2 separate regions of the Homo sapiens genome follow, and region 1 is linked to region 2. A link is an interaction called in ENCODE POLR2A ChIA-PET data of the cell type or tissue named here. Cell type or tissue: Panc1. All regions are shown on one strand. Each heading gives the region's core, and the rest is flanking DNA. Links, peaks and the distances in the headings are about the cores only.

Region 1 (5,374 bases), core at 77-5,076, 340 kb before region 2:
TCCCTCAGTGATCTGCTCTGATCACGTGCACCTTAGAAGAGCATGCATGGTCCCTGTGAGCCTCCCCAGGGCACAGAGAGGAGCTTGTTCATCTTACGCTCCACATGTACCCCGCACTGGGCTGGCATGTTAGTTTGCTAGGGTGCTGTAACTCATTACCACAAACCAAGTGGCTTCAAACCACAGAAATGGATTATCTCACAGTACTGGAGGCCAGAAGTCTGAAATTAAAGTGGCGGCAGGGTTGGCTCCTTTTGGAGGCTCTGGAGGAAAATCCCTTCCACGCCTCTCTCCTAGCTCCCAGTGGCGGCTGCCATCCTTAGCATTCCTTGGTGTTAGGGATGTAATTTTGTCCTCTCCCCACCCTCCATTCCTATGTTGAAGTCCTAACCCCCAGCCCCTCAGAACGTGTCCTTATTTGGATACTGGATCATGGCAGATGTAATTGTTTAAGTTAAGGTGAGGTCATACTGGACTAGGGTGGACCCATAATCCAACATGACTGGTGTCCTTATGAAAAAAGGGAAATTCGGATGCAGGTGCGCACACGGGAAGAACGCCATGTGATGAGGAAGGCAGAGGTTGCAGTGATGCTTCCACAAGCCAAGGAACACCACAGACTGTCAGCAAATCACCAAAGATTGTCAGTGTCAGGCACCAGAAGCAGCCAAGTGCAGTGGCTCATGCCTGTAATCTCCGCACTTTGGGACGCTGAAGTAGGAGGATTGCTTGAGCCCAGGAGTTTGAGGCCAACCTGGGCAACATAGCAAGACCCTGTCCTTACAAAACATTAAAAAGTGAGCAGGGTGTGGTGGTGCACACCTATGGTCCTAGCTACTTGGGAGGCTGAGGCGGGAGGATCACTTGAGCCCAGGAGTTCTGAGTTGTGGTAAGCTACAATCACACCACTGTACTCCAGCCCAGGTGACAGACCAAGACCCTGTCTAAAAAATAAAAATAGGCAGGGCGCTGCGGCTTATGCCTGTAATCCTAGCACTTTGGGACACTGAGACAGGCAGATCAACAGAGGTCAGGAGTTCGAGAACAGCCTGGTCAACATGGAGAAATCCCGTCTCTACTAAAAATACAAAAATTAGCCGGGTGTGGCCGCGCGTGCCTGTAATCTCAGCTACTCAGGAGGCTGAGGCAGGAGAACTGCTTGAATCCAGGAGGCGGAGGTTGCAGTGAGCTGAGATTGCGCCACTGTACTCCAGCCTGGGCTACAGAGGGAGACTTCCTCTCAAAAATAAATAAATTAATAAAAATAAAAAACAAGCTAACCAGGTGAGGTGTCTCCCACCTATAGTCCCAGCTACTTGGGAGGCTGATGGGGGAGGATTGCTTGAGCCCAGAAGTTCAAGGCTAGCCTGGCAATGTAATGAGACCTCATCTCTACAAAAAAAATTTTTTTAAATAGCTGAGCATGGTGGCCTGTGCCTGTAGTCCCAGCTATTTGGGAGGCTGAGATGGGAGGTTGGCTAAAGCCTGAGAGGCAGAAGTTGCAAAGAGCTGATTGGGGCTGGGTCAGCTCACTGGCTCAGAGGTTAGTGGGCAGTGAGCTGACTGTACTCCATCTTGGGCAGCAGAGAAAGAGCCTGTCTCAAAGAAAGAAAAAAAAAATCACCAGAATCTAGGCAAGAGGCATAGAATAGATTCTGCCTCACAGCCCTCAGAAGAAACCAAGTCTGCTGGAACATCCTGATTCTGGACTTCTAGCTGGCAAAACTTTGAGACAGTAAATTTCTGTTGTTTAATCCCCTGAGTTTGTGTCACAGCCGGCCCTTCATATTTGTGGTTTCTACATGTAAGGATTCAACCAATCACGAATAGAAAATATTTGAAAAAAGTAATAAAAAATACAAATTTTAAAAATACAGTAGAAGAACTGTCTATCATTTATATTGTATTAGGTATCATCAGTAAGCTAGAGATGGTTTAAAGTATATGGGAGCACTTTGGGAGGCCGAGGCAGGCAGATCACTTGAGGTCAGGAGTTCGAGACCAGCCTGGCCAACATGGCAAAACCCCGTCTCTACTAAAAATACAAAAAATAGCCAGGCATAGTGGAGGGTGCCTGTAATCCCAGCCTCTCAGGAGACTGAGGCAGGAGAATCGCTTGAACCCAGGGGGCAGAGCTGAGATTGCACCACTGCACTCCAGCCTGGGTGACAGAGCAAGACTCCAACTCAAACAAATAATAATAAATAAATAAATAAAAATAAAGTATATGGGAGGATGTGCATAGGTTATGCGCAAATACCACACAATCTTATGTAAGTGTCTTGAACTCATCTGTGCATTTTAGTATCCGCAGGGTCTTGGAAGCAACCTTCAGAGAATACTGAGGGACAGCTGTACTTTTTTATTACAGAAGTCTTAGAAAACTAGTACACTTAGCTTGTGATACATCACTCCAATCTCCACCTATGTCTCTGCATCACTTTCTTTTTCTTTTTGATACAGGGTCTCCCTCTGTCACCCAGGCTGGAGTGCAGTGGTACAATCATAGCTCACTGCAGCCTCGATCTCCTGGGCTCAAGTGATCCTCCCACTTCAGCCCCTCATGTAACTGGAACTATAAGCGTATGCCACCACATCCAGCTAATTTTTAAATTTTTTGTAGTGACAAGTTCTCACTGTGTTGCCAGGCTGCTCTCGAACCCCCTGGGGCTCCCACCTCGGCCTCCCAAAGTGCTGGGATTACAGGCATTCAGTCTTCTTATTTCACTTTGGGAGGCATTTTTTTTTTCCTAATCAGATGGTTCTCAAACTGTACGTAAGAATTACCTGGGACATTTGTTTAAATCATTTCCATAGCCCTGAGCTCACAAAATCTGAATAAATGACAGTGAAGACCAGTAGTCGTCATGTTTAGCAAATGCACACAGATGATGTGGATGCTTTGGGCTCCACGGACCAGTTTTGCAGAACACTTGAACATACGATGACAAGAGCTGATGGCGGAGGCCGTGTCTCATGTGCTTTGGGGCAGCTTCCTTCATCTCTGTGTTATCTCTCAACATTTGGAAAATGGAAATTATCACAAGGACCAGAAGGGTGTTGGCCAGGATGGTATCAGTGTTGAAAAGCCAGATCTCATATCAAAATCCTTAACTTCATGACACCTGCAAAAGCTCTTAAAACCCTTTATCCAAATAAGGTCACATCCATAGGTTCTGCAGGTTAGGACTTAGATGTATCTTTTGGGGGCCACCCGTCAACCCCACTACATGTGGAACCAAGGACACTGAGGGACAGATGTATTTTGTTACTACAGAACCCTTAGAAAACTAATACACTTGGCTTGTGGGTGCATCACTGCAATCTCTGCCGCCGTCTTTACATCACCTTCTTCTCTGTGTTTAGTGTCTACCTCCCTCTGCCTCACTCTTATAAGGACACCTGCCGTGGCGTTTGGGGCCGACCTTAAATCTAGGATATGCTCATCTTGAAATTCTTAGTTTTATGACATTTGCAAAACCCCTCTTTCCAAATAAGGTTGCAGTCAGAGCTTCTGGGGGTTAGGACATCCTCTTAAGTAATCCCCTCATGGGAAACCACGGCAGCGTTATTTCCTCTTCATCTTACAGCATTCACTGGGAATGACGGCATTGTGGTTTTGAGCCTCTGGACTGTGGGTGCCTGCAGCCCAGGTCACAGAAAGGGGCCGCCGGACTTCTGCAGCTCTGTGTCCTCTATCTGGAGCCCACAGGCGTGCCCCTTTGATGACACACTCTCTGTGCTGCACAGTCTGGCTGTTCACCAAACTGTTTGGAGCTTTCTGCTATGTCCCGGGTAAGAGGGTCTATTCACCCCATGCTTGAAAGACTAGGAACCAAACAGAGTTCCACTCACCTGCATCAACATGGGGAAGGGTCCTCCTTGTCTGCAGGTGGCTAAGGAGGCTCAGAGCCAGGAGTTGGCTTGCGCAAGCCTGCCTGCCTTGGAACCCAGGGGTGTCTGATGACAGAGTGTGGGCTCCTCCCAGCTCCAACCTGGCTTACTCCTCAGAGGAGAGGTGGGGTATCCAGGGAGGGTGAAGGGGTGGGGTATCCAGGGAAGCATCCCCCTGTTGCCACCTGAGTTAGTCTTGGAGACCTTCAAACTCTGCTGTTTCAGGAACGGCTAAACTCACCTCATATTCTAATGTGCCAGACAGACTCTCTCTCTTAATCTTCAGGGCTATCCTATGAAGGACAAATTGAGACAGTCCCATTTTACAGATGAAAAAAGAGAGGCTCAGAGGAATGAAATGGCTCCACGCCAAGAACAGGCAACTAACGGTGAGGGAATAAGTGTTCGGGTCCCCTAAACTTCATTGTTGAAATCCTAATCCCTAAGGAGATGTTATTAGAAGGGAGCATGTTTAGGAGGTGATGAGGTTATGAGGGTGGAGCCCTCATGCATGCAATTGGTGCTTTTGCAAAAGAAGCCCGAGAGAGAGGACCCTGCCCCCACCACCATGTGAGGACACAGCAAGAAGACCCCATTTATGAATCAGAAAATCCACTCTCACCGGACACCAAATCTGTCAGTACCCAGGTCCTGGACTTGCCAGCCTCAGAACTGTGAGAAATAAAATTTTTGTTGTTTATAAGCCACCCAGCTTAGGGTATTTTGATAGAGCAGCCAGAAGGGACTAAGACAATAAGAAACATATATCTGGGGCCGGGCGCAGTAGCTCATGCCTTTAATCCCAGCACTTTGGGAGGCTAAGGCAGGCGGATCACTTGAGGCCAGGAGTTCGAGACCAGCCTGGCCAACACGGTGAAACCCCGTCTCTACTAAAAGTACAAAAATTAGCTGGGTGTGGTGACACACGCCTGTAATCCCGGCTACTCGGGAGGCTGAGGCAGGAGAATCGCTTGAACCTGGGAGGTGGAGGTTGCAGTGAGCCGAGATTGCGCCACTGCACTCCAGCCGGGATGACACAGCAAGACTCTGTCTCAAAAAATAAAAAATAAAAAGAAAGAAATATGTATTTGGGCCAGGTGAGGTGGTTTACAACTGTAATTCCAGTGCTTTGGGAGGTCGAGGTGGGAGAATTGCTTGAGACTAGGAGTTTGAGACAATATAGGCAATATATAGTGAGCCTGGGCAATATAGTGAGCTCCTGTCTCTACAAAAAATAATAAAATTAGCTGGGCACAGTGGCACAGCCTTTATTTCCAGCTACTCAGGAGGCTAAGGCGGGAGGATCGCTTGAGCCTGGGAGGTTGAGGCTGCAGTGAACAGTGACTGCACCACTGCATTCCAGCCTGGGCCACAGAGTGAAGACTTGTCTAAAAATAAATAAATATATATTTGTTTTCTGCCCCTAATTTCTAGCACAGAGCTCCTAAAATTCTTGTAACTTCCTGAGTGAGGAGGTGAG
Region 2 (5,374 bases), core at 299-5,298:
CTTGACTGACATTGCCTCTTTGTCCTGGCCTCTAGTTTTCTTTTGATATTTCACAGCTCTCCTTAGTTACTCTACCTAGATGGAAAGTTGACCACTAACTGCAGGTTTAAGTACTAAACTGCAGCCTTTTTCTATCACCAGCAGTTAAAGACCACCAATCTGGTTTGTCCATCTACATGGTTTGTCAGGGACATTTAACTCATGAGAGTGCTTTAGATTTCAACATCAGATGGTTGAAGCTGGAAGGCAAATTATATGTAGTGTGAGAAGGCAGTTCCAGTTTTTTGTTTTGTTTTGTTTTGAGATGGAGTCTTGCTCTGTCCCCCTGGCTGGAGTGCAATGGCGCGATCTCAGCTCACTGCAACCTCCGCCTCTTGGGTTCAAGTGATTATCCTGCCTCAGCCTCCCCAGTAGCTGATTTTTAGTAGAGACGGGGTTTCACCATGTTGGTGAGGCTGGTCTCGAACTCCTGACCTCGTGATCCACCCACCTTGGCCTTCCAAAGTGCTGGGATTACAGGCGTGAGCCACCGCGCCTGGCCCAGCAGTTCCAGTTTTAGCACAGATTTGCTTATGTATTAGTTCAAATCTTAATAGAGATTCAAAAACGACTTCTTTTTTTTTTTTTACCAATTTGTTAAATTAGTTTTCGTTGGGCTAGCATGGATTCATAACCACCATTTTATACTAGTATCACCAGTGAGGAATTGTATTTCAAGGATCAAACAATAACCAGCAAATAAACTTTTTTCTACAAAAAAAAAAAAAAAAAAAGCATAGATGCCCACGTGCCATGGGGCTTAATGAGAACAAGCTCCATGCCGAGCCCTTTACGTACACTGCCATGTTCGAATGTCATAGCAACTCTGAGACAAGTGTTCTTGGCCAGCTCCCGAGTGAAACTGAAGCTCAGAGAGGCTAAGCAAATTACCCAAGGTGACTCAGCTTTTCAGGGGCAGAGCAGTATGTGACATCAGTCAAGCATGTCAGTTGGACTCCACGCCCATGATCTCAACACCTTCCTGTACTTCCTCTCATTGTGGCAATGAACAGCTAGGGCTTAGGCCGGGCGCTGTGGTTCACGCCTGTAATCCCAGCAATTTGGGAGGCCAAGGCGGGTGGATCACTTGAGGTCAGGAGTTTGAGACCAGCCTGGCCAACGTGGTGAAACCCCGTCTCTACTGAAAATACAATAATTAGCCAGTCCTGGTGGCAGGCACCTGTAATCCCAGCTACTCGGGAGGCTGAGGCAGGAGGCTCGCTTGAACTCGGGAGGCGGAGGTTGCAGTGAGCCGAGATCGCATCACTGCACTCCAGCCTGGGCGACAGAGCGAGACTCAGTTTCAAAAAAAAAAAAACACACAACAACAAAGGTGACACCCGAACCTTGACGCCTCGACAATAACAACAACAAAGGTGATCCCCGAACCTTGACACCTCGACAGGGCTGAGAGGGGAGAAGCTGGGTGAGGGCCTCTAAATCTGGGGAGATTTCAAGGAAGGGAGGCAAAGATGACCTCCTGGACCTAAAAGAGGAGAAAGGACATGAGGGTAGGAGAGGCACTGAGAGGCCCCCCTTGCCCTTGGAAGGGTCCCAAGTAGATGGGGTGGAATGAATGGGAAAGAGCAGGGACCCCAGAATCTCCAGGGACGGAAGGGGGTTCGGGGAGGAGGGGGATTTTAGGAAATCTGTAAGCCCCTACGAAATGGGGAGACCCCGAAGGTCGAATCTTGGAACTTTGAAGGTCTAAAGCCGGTAGGGATAGGGAGTGGAGAGTGAAAGGAAGGGTCTGGTTCTAAGCGGTGGATGGGGCAATGGGGCTCCCCAGTGGGCCAAGGAGATGCCGAGAGGGATTCTCCCCTCAACAACCCAGTCCCCTCTCTCCCTCCAAGCTCCGCTCAGCATCTCCAGGCCTGGGCCGGGTCTCCCGGATGCTACCGGAACCTACCCGCACATGCGCAGACAAAAGCCTCAGCAAAAATGCCTGAAGGCGCAGAAAGGCGCTCGCCAACCAGAGGGAGAAGGCGAGGCGCGCGGGGTCCGCAGGGTGGGGATTCAAAAGCGGCGCGAGTTCTCTGGCCAATCAGAGCCGAGAATAGTGGCTCGCGACGCTTAACAAGTGGGCGGGACTCTAACCAATCGCCGCTGCGTTCCCCTACAAATCGGAAGTCTCGCTTCCCCTTAAGCAGAAGTTGGTTGGCCAGTTTTCAGAACTAGCCTGTCAATTTTGGAAGCTGAGTAAAGGGCATTTCCTTAGCGACACAAGGTCCCGCCTCCAGTCTCCTAGCGCCGCAGGGGCACGGGGGACGGGACAGAAAAAGCCTTAAAGGGCGAGGTACGTGGTAAGCGGTCAGACCCTGGTTTCCAAATGGCGTCAGATCCTGATCTTAGTAATAGGAGAAGCAATAAAAGAACAAGCTAGAACAATCCCATGACGCTAGACTTGAGCAGTGAGCGCCATCTGCCTCTGGGATTTAAAGTAACCGAATGGATAGACCCAGACTTGAAATCTGAAGATCTGGGTTCTCATCAGTCTCCAGGAAAGAAAAGCAAGCCAGATCTCTTGGCAAAAATCTTATTCCGGCCACTCAGTGCCACTAACATCGTCCAGCATAGGGCGATCCTGTTGCCTGGGACTTCTCCTCCTTAAAATGCAATGTTGTGGGCCAGGCACGGGGGCCTATCCCAGTAATCCCAGCACTCAAGGTAGGAGGATTACGTGGGGCCAGGAGTTCGAGACCAGCCTGGCCAACATGGGGAAACCCCATCTCTACTAAAAATACAAAAATTAGCTGGACATGGACATGGTGGCACATGCCTGTAATCCCAGCTACTTGGGAGGCTGAGCCAGGAGAATCGCTCGAACCCAGGAGGCGGAGGTTGCAGTGGGCGGAGATCGTGCCATTGCACTCCAGCCTGGGCGACAGAACAAGACTGTCTTAAATAAATAAATAAATAAATAAATAAATAAATAAATAAATAAAAATTTTAAAATACCCTGTAATCCTAGCACTTTGGAAGGCCGAGGTGGGAAGATTGCTTGAGGCCAGGAGTTTAACACCAACTGGCCAACATAGAGAGACCTCTTCTCTATTAAAATAAATACATAATTTTTTAAAATGTGGATTAAATTAGTTCATATTATTCATTAAAATAGATCTCCAGTCTTGCCAACATAGTAAAGCCCCATCTTTACTAAAAATACAAAAATTAGCGGGGCGTGGTGGCAGGCGCCTGTAATCCCAGCTACTCAGGGGGCTGAGGCAGGAGAATCGCTTGAACCCGGGAGGTGGAGGTTGCAGTGCACTGAGATAGCACCACTGCACTCCAGCCTAGGTGACAGAGGGAGACCCTGTCTCAAAAAAAAAAAAAAGACCTTCATTTTACAAAATAATTTAGAACTCCCCCAACTCTCAAGGTTGTGAAAAACAAGGAAAGACTTAGAGAGTGCTGCAGATTAGAGAAGACTAACGAGAGAGGATGACTAAATCCAATGTGGTAGTCCAGATTGGATCCAGGACCAGAAACAAAGGACATTAGTGTAAAAACTGGTAAAATCCAAATAAAGCCTGCAGTTTACCTAATAGTCCTGTCAGTTTCTTAGTTGTGACTAATGTACCATGTACATTACATGACAATGTAAGATGGCAACATTAGGGGAACTCCTGTCTGGAGTAAATGAGAACTCTCTGTATTATCTTTGTAACTTTTCTCTAAGTATAAAAGTATTCCAGGCCAAGCATGGTGGCTCATGACTGTAATCTCTTGGTACTTTGGGAGGCCAAAACAGGAGGATCTCTTGAACCCAGGAGTTTGAGACCAGCCTGGACAACATTCTGAGACCCTGTCTCTACAAAATAAGGCACCCCGTGTGGTAGTGTGTGCCTGTGGTCCCAGCTACTTGGGAGGCTGAGGTAGGAGGATGGTTTGGGCCCAGGAGGTTGAGGCTGCAGTGAGCCATGATCACACCACTGCACTCCAGCCTGGGTGACAGAGGGGGACCCTGTCTCAAAAAAAACACACGCAAAAAGTATTGCAACATAAAGCATTTATTTAAAAATATAAATACCTATGCCACTCCTCTTAGCTGATTATTTTCCAGTCCCTGAATCACTACATTTGTTTTACTTTCAGAAGCTGTTCCCTCCCCAGGAATATTCAACTTCCAGTCTTCCAGTACCTTCCCATAACAGCCTTTTCTAACCATCTTATCTACTTAATTTTTTATTCTTTTTTTTTTTTTTTTTTTTTGAGATGAAGTTTCACTCTGTAGCCCAGACTAGAGTGCAATGGTGCCATCTCAGCTCACTGCAGCCTCCGCCTCCTGGGCTCAAGTGATTCTCCTGCCTCAGCCTCCCAAGTAGCTGGGACTACAGGCATGCCCCACCATGCCTGGCTAATTTTTGTATTTTTATTTATTTATTTATTTATTTTATTTATTTTTGAGACAGGGTCTCACTCTGTTGCCCAGGCTGGAGTGCAGCGGCACGATCTCAGCTCACTGCAACCTCTGCCTCCCAGGTTCAAGCGATTCTCCTGCCTCAGCCTCTCGAATAGCTGGGATTACAGGTGCCTGCCACCACGCCCAGCTAATTTTTGTATTTTTAGTACAGATGGGGTTTCACCATCTTGGCCAGGCTGGTCTCAAACTCTTGACCTCAAGTGATCCGTCCACCTCGGCCTCCCAAAATGCTGGGATTACAGGCGTGAGCCACCGGGCCAGGCCCCTAACCACGTTATCTGCTCTATCTCCCTACCTCGGTGACTCTATATCCTCTTGCCCTGATTTGACATCTTCAGGTACATATTCTTACAGAATATATGCTATGTATGTCTCGTCTGTCTCCCTTACAAGCATGCAAGTTTCCTGAGAGTAGGGGCCATGTCTATTCTGTCCCGTGTGCAGCCTGGAGCCCAAATCATAGCAGGCATTGAATATTTCTTAAATGAATGCATGTAATAATGACGATTGCTTCTCAGCAAAACACTGTCACAACCACCAGCAATAACAATAAGTAAATCTCATGTGTTCAGCCTAATTGTGGTCCAGATTCTGTGTCTACTAATACACAAGTAATATCACAAGAACCTGGACAGTAATATTAGCCCCATTTCTCAGATGGAGAAACTAGGGCATAGAGAGTAGAAGCACCTAAAGTAACAAAGCAAGTTAGAGACACGGCACCTAGTAGAACCCAGCGCCTAGAATGGCTAAGACCTCCAGACCATCTACCACGCCCTCTGCCCTAGGGAGTGTCCACATTTCCCTACCTAAAACGTCCCTTGAGTCCTAAAGAATCTGTCTTGAGGATATGGCAGGAATAAAGAGAGAGAAAGACAGAGAGAGAGAGAGAAGGGGGCAGGGGTCCCGGGA

What was found. Peaks named below come from ENCODE experiments on the same cell type or tissue, not always from the same donor. Only the 100,000 strongest peaks of a DNase experiment are listed, where the experiment ranks them.
Region 1: POLR2A ChIA-PET joins it to region 2 with 12 read pairs; 2 of 35 experiments call an interaction of 5 or more read pairs at or near these places.

The regions. Positions count from the first base shown.
Region 1 is chr19:51,734,484-51,739,857 of GRCh38, reverse strand. It overlaps LOC124904754 (a long non-coding RNA gene), which reads left to right and starts at 3,689. Exons shown (of 2, transcript XR_007067319.1): 1 at 3,689-3,795. In Panc1, for the core only: no CTCF peak of the experiment used is centred there; no DNase peak of the experiment used is centred there; H3K27me3 peaks cover 277 bases.
Region 2 is chr19:51,391,170-51,396,543 of GRCh38, reverse strand. It overlaps the pseudogene NIFKP6. Among named protein-coding and RNA genes, the nearest start is that of C19orf84, 3.3 kb to the right of the region's middle. RefSeq lists enhancers at 821-1,030, 2,086-2,682 and silencers at 1,971-2,110, 2,121-2,180. In Panc1, for the core only: no CTCF peak of the experiment used is centred there; a DNase peak (open chromatin) is centred at 2,223; H3K4me3 peaks cover 1,514 bases; H3K27ac peaks cover 1,263 bases.